Linked DNA regions of Homo sapiens: region 1 is linked to region 2. Evidence: read pairs that join two places in POLR2A ChIA-PET (ENCODE). Cell type or tissue: endothelial cell of umbilical vein. All regions are shown on one strand. Links, peaks and the distances in the headings refer to the core of each region. The heading gives the core; the rest is flanking DNA.

Evidence for each region. ChIA-PET counts read pairs that join two places held together with the same protein. Peaks named below come from ENCODE experiments on the same cell type or tissue, not always from the same donor. Only the 100,000 strongest peaks of a DNase experiment are listed, where the experiment ranks them.
Region 1: POLR2A ChIA-PET joins it to region 2 with 5 read pairs; 14 of 35 experiments call an interaction of 5 or more read pairs at or near these places.

What each region holds. Positions count from the first base shown.
Region 1 is chr3:23,919,385-23,922,204 of GRCh38, reverse strand. It overlaps RPL15 (ribosomal protein L15), which reads right to left. Exons shown (of 4, transcript NM_002948.5): 4 at 1,216-2,820. The coding sequence ends at 2,704. It also overlaps a transcript of NKIRAS1 not described here. Among named protein-coding and RNA genes, the nearest start is that of RPL15, 3.7 kb to the right of the region's middle. In endothelial cell of umbilical vein, for the core only: no CTCF peak of the experiment used is centred there; no DNase peak of the experiment used is centred there.
Region 2 is chr3:23,990,662-23,993,481 of GRCh38, reverse strand. No RefSeq gene overlaps it. Among named protein-coding and RNA genes, the nearest start is that of NR1D2, 47 kb to the right of the region's middle. In endothelial cell of umbilical vein, for the core only: no CTCF peak of the experiment used is centred there; DNase peaks (open chromatin) are centred at 1,131 and 1,591; H3K27ac peaks cover 645 bases.

The sequences.
Region 1 (2,820 bases), core at 76-2,575, 71 kb after region 2:
TGGTGTGATTTCGGAGACTACAGGCGTGCAACACCATGCCCAGCTGATTTGTTATTTTTTGTGAGATGGGCTCTCACCACGTTGCTCAGGCTGCTCTCTAACTCATGAGCTCAAGCCCACCTTGGTTACCGAAAGTGTTGGGATTGCAGGCGTGAGCCACCGCACCCAGCCAATTGTTGTTATTACTAAAGTAAATTTGGGCCCGGTGTGGTGGCTCATTCCTATAATTCCAGCACTTTGGGAGGCCAAGGCAGGATTGCTTGAGGCCAGTAGTTTGAGACCAACCTGGGCAACATAGTGAGATCCTGTCTGTACAAAAAATAAAAATTGGGCTGGGGGTGGTGGCTCACGCCTGTAATCCCAGCACTTTGGGAGGCCAAGGCAGGTGGATCACTTGAGGTCAGGAGTTCGAGACCAGCCTGGCCAACATAGTGAAACCCAGTCTCTACTAAAAATACAAAACTTAGCTGGGCATGGCAGTGTGCGCCTGTAGTCCTGGCTATTTGGGAGGCCGAGGCAGAAGAATTGCTCAAACCCGGGAGACAGAGGTTGCAGTGAGCCGTGATTGCCCCACTGCACTCCCACCTGAGTGAGAGTGAGACTCCATCTGGAAAAAAAAAAAAAAAAAAAAAAACTCAATAATCAATGTTGCTGTGTGAATTACATGCCAATATAGAAATAGTAAAGCAAATGGGAACAGCTTGTGGGGCGGTCAGGGTATAGCTAATAAAGTGACCCTTAATATTGGAGTAAAGCTTTCCCATCATAAAGGCATTAGGAAGTGTTTGGTGTATTTGAAGAACAAACAGCAAGGAGCCTGGGGTGTGGACTGCAGTAGGACATGAGGTCACACATAAAGTGGGAAGATCATGAAAGCTATCATGAGGACTTTTGATTTTTTTGCACGGGAGTGCCATGATCAATTTAATAGGATCCCTTGGACTACTGTGTGGAGATAAAACTGTTGGGTAGCAAGGACAGGAACAAGGTTTTCTTGTAGAGACAATGCTGACCTTTGGCCCGAACCCTTTCTCTCCTTCCCAAATTAGTCATGTTTAAGGATTTTTTTTGTTTTTAGGTCTCACTATGCTGCCCAGGCTGGCCTCAACAAATCCTCCAGCTTGTCTCCCAAAGTGCCAGGATTACAGGCCTGAGCCACCACACCCAGCTGAACAGTTTTAGATAAAAACCTAATTCATGCAATGATCAAAGAACTGAGAGAATAAGTACATTTTATGCTATCTCAAATTATATTATTTCTATAATCACATTTTGATGCCTTTTTGCTGGTTAGGGCATTTGGTTTGCTTTAAAGTACATTAGCACTGTAAGATGACAAAAAATAACAGAAGGTCCATTTGTTTTAGTTTAATAGACATTTATTCCTTCAGTTGAACAACCTCTACACAATTAAAATGTATGACTTAAGATCTTTTCTTTTTTTGTGAAGAAATTTAGGTCTCAAGAACTTTTATGAACTTGCTATGAGTACTTCCTGGAAATCAATTAACTGAGTCTTTTGAAACCCCTAGAGAAGATAGGAGAAAATTGGTTCAGAACGAGCATTTAAATTAAGTCAGCAAAGTCAGAATTTAAAATTGGGCAATTCCTTGTCTACATTTTCTTTACACTCAAATTGACCCTGGACAACAGTAGTCTAGTCTCCTGGAAGACATGGTGCAAACAGAAATGCAATGTGGTGGTATACTCATAGTCAAAGTGGGTGCACAAGTGATGGTCCAACTTTGTGGAATGGTAAGGATTTTTAGGGTTGTTTGGCCAGAACAAGAGAAATAACTGCAGAAAACACATATGGTTGGAAACCATGCGCTTGTGACTTTTTCTGTAGCCTATGGGAGTGGACAGAGTGGGTAACCCAAGATGTTTTTAAGACTGACTGGACTAAGAATGACGTACTTATAGCCAACTACTTTCCCCCTAATGTGACTGAAGGGATTCATAATGATCACAATTAGCATTACGGTTAAGTATTTTAGGGTTGACGTCTAAGCTCACACTTGAAAGGTATTTATCTAATGGCCACTGGCTCACCAGCTTCCCACCCTAGCATTCATTGCTAGCTTACCAATCTTAAGGCTAATAATTTTATCGCACATTCAACTTCAAAACACACCAGTGTTTACCATTACCACTAATCACTGAATGCCATGAAGCCATGGCACTGAACCAGGAGCTTTCACCTTTTATGTGAATTTAAAATGGTACTGTGGAGGCTGAGGCAATTTTCTTCAGGCTAACCCAGATTTTCTAAAGCCCAACTTAAAAAGTCTACACCTGCCAAACTAAAAAAAACGCAGCCACTTGAAAATAAACCAGCAGAGCATTGCCATCACTCCGATAAAGCTGCAGGTTTCATCACATGCACCAGACAAATCTACAGGGCTAGTTTCAGTTCTCTCCTTTTAAAGAATTTATTAAGCCTGTTATACCACACAGTATGTTTTATACACTGACATACAACTCCCTAATAAGATAAAGCAAAGACAAAAAAGTTTATCTTATTAGAAACAAGATACACCACCACTTATTGTCTTCAAACATTATTGCACTTTAACTTTCTTAATTTGACAAAGCATTCAAGAAACATCTGCAGACTAGTTTTAACAGACAAATAACACCTGTAAGCAGACATGACTGTCCTAAATTGTTTATTAAGTATGAATTTTACAAACTTTACTTATATTAGCGGTAACGGTGGAGCTGGAGAGTATTGCGCCTTCTCCAAGCTGCCCGGCGAGAGCCACCAATAGTGTGGTGGAACTTGTGGCCCTTTCCAAGGCCACGGCTCTTTCGGCCTGC
Region 2 (2,820 bases), core at 126-2,625:
TTTCATCCTTTCATCCTTTTTTTTTTTTTTTAAGACAGGGTTTCCTCTGTTGCCCAGGCTGAAGTGCAGTTATGTGATCATAGGTCACTGCAGCCTCAAACTCCTGGATTCAAACAATCCTCCCATCTCAGCCTCCAGAGTAGCTAGGACTACAGGTGCACACCACCATGCCCAACTAGTTTGTTTAATTTTTTGGAGAGATTGCAGTGGGGGTGGAGGGGGCGGTGCTCTTGCTATATTGCCCAGGCTGGTCTTGAACTCCTAGTGATCCTCCTGCCTCAGCCTCCCTAAGTGCGGAAATGGATGCTTTTATAAACATGGTTACCCGAGAAGCTCTAGGATTGTCCTGAGTTCTCAAAGAAGTCACAGGGTAAAGCCAAAATCACCCCAATGCCAGGGTGGATAACAATGTTTCATTAGTTGATCCCACCTTCCGAATAAAATAAAGCATTTCTTATTCCAAAAAAGAAAGTCCTCGCTCCCATAAAGTAGCCATAAAAATCAGCACTAAACAATGGTCTAAAGTCTGAAAAATTAAGTGAGACTACAAATAGAAATATCCCATTAAAACCTAAACTTTCATAGACAGCAAACTTAGGGTAATTGCAATGTCTATAGCTAAGGGTACATTTTGTTTTATTCTTTAACTTCTCATGCCTCCAAGAAGTACAGTCATGCACCACATAATGATGTTTCAATCAATGAAAAGCCACATATATGACAGTGGTCCCATTAGATTATGCCATATTTTTACTGTACCTTTTCTATATTTAGTTATGTTTAGACACACATACTTATCACTGTGTCAGAACTGCCTACTGTATTTAGTACAGTAACATGCTATGCAGCTTTGCAGCCTAGAAGCAATAGACTATACCATACAGCATAGGTGTGTAGTAGGTTATCCCATCTAGGTTTGGGTAAGTACACTCTGTGGTGTTTACAGGATGAAATCGCCTAATGACACATTTTTCAACAAGTATTCCTGTTGTTAAGCAACGCATGCATCCAGGCTCAAGTTACGCTCTGAAATTAGCTTATCAAATGAATCAGCCTTCCCTTGGCTCTTAAATCTTATATAATTAGCTTTGTAACATAATGCGTTCAGTGGCTGTGGGCAAAGCTCAAAGGAGTGAGAAAATCCATTTAGGGCAGTTGCCAGAATTTCCGGTGTTTCCTCAAGCTGAGCTGCTAATTCATTTTCTTGGCATAGCCTAGGATGGATCCCAGATCTGCCAGGCCCTTCTGGCTTCCCCTCCATTGGAAATGACTTGAGATTCAGTCTTCTGTTATTTTGAGGCCTTCTTTTGATGTCCCACCTGAATGAAAGAAGTGTGGTCACAGAAATGACAGAAGTTTATCATTTGTCAAACCTCAGATTTGAGCGGGAATTGATTAACTGCGTTATGTGCCAACCATCCCCAGAGTTTCTCAACTACCACAGCGTGTCAGCAACAAAAGTCACAAAACTGCATAGGAGACAGATACGCAGTTGTTTTCTTGAAAGAACTCCAGAAACCAAATTATACAATTTCTAACACTGGGCTAATTCAGGGGCCTGGTAAACACAGAAACCACAGAGGGGAGGGAAGAGGAAACAGGGGAAAGCAGGATGTCTGGTCTAATTCACCATTCACTTTGCTCTGCTCTGTTTTATAACAATGTCAGCTCTATGGAATAAAACAAAATGTGGCTTCTGTGTCTTTAAGGCCCAGGCAGCACTGGCAATGGATAGGTTTCCATAGCAACTTGTAATTCCACTGTCTATTAAGTGGAAAAGCAACAATAGAAAATCCCTAGCAAATAAAGTGTGATACCTCTCAATGACAATTATCTGCTTATTACAGTCTCGCTTTGAGTGCTTAAAAATACAAACACCTAGAATCTTTTACTATGTTTGAATGAAGCAGCGCTATTTCTTTTCTTCTTTTTCTTTTGAAAAACTCTTAGACACAAAAGAAGAAACAAGTTTCTGAGGGTGTTGAGACGTCAAGCCTCTTTGGTGGCCCCAGATGAATTCTCCCACTCTACATGCACACTGCACAAAAGCAGAAAGGAGGATTAAGCAATTCAGAAATCTACAGCAACATGAGGTAGATTCCTACCACAGGACCTCATCCAATCAGTGTCCATCAGACTTGCTTGTAAAAGGCCTGGGACCACATGAAGTCTAGGGCAGTGTACTTTGCACACACAAAAAATTTTTTAAGATTATAACCTCATTAAACATCGATAAGCGTCCATCCATAGTCAATCAATTTAAATAACATTTATTGAAAGACTGTTAGGCAATTTGTGAGACACTAGAAAAACAAGGAAGACCTCTAGAAGCTCACAAACGGGGAATGGAAAGAAAAACAGAAATCTTTATGTGACCCGGTTTCTCAAGTGTTATGAGCTGAATTGTGCCTCCCAAAAATTCACATGTTGAAATTCTAACACCCAGTACCTCGGAACATAAACTTATTTAGAGATAGAGTCTTCAAAGAGGTCATTAAAATGAGAGAATTAAGGTGGGCCCAATACAATCCCACTGGTGTCCCTAGAGGGAAGACAATGTGAAGACACAGGCCCCTCCGCAAGCCAAGGAGAGAGGCCTGGAACAGCTCCTTCCCTCACAGCCCTCAGAAGGAACCAACCCTGCCCACATGTTGATCTCAGACTTCCAGCCTCCAGAACTGTCAAGAAATTAACTTCTGTTGTTTAAGCCACCGAGTCCATGGTCCTTTGTTACAGCAGCCCCAGCACATGAATAAACCAAGCTATATCCTTTTTTTTTTTTTTTGAGACGGAGTTTCGCTCTTGTCCCCCAGGCTAGAG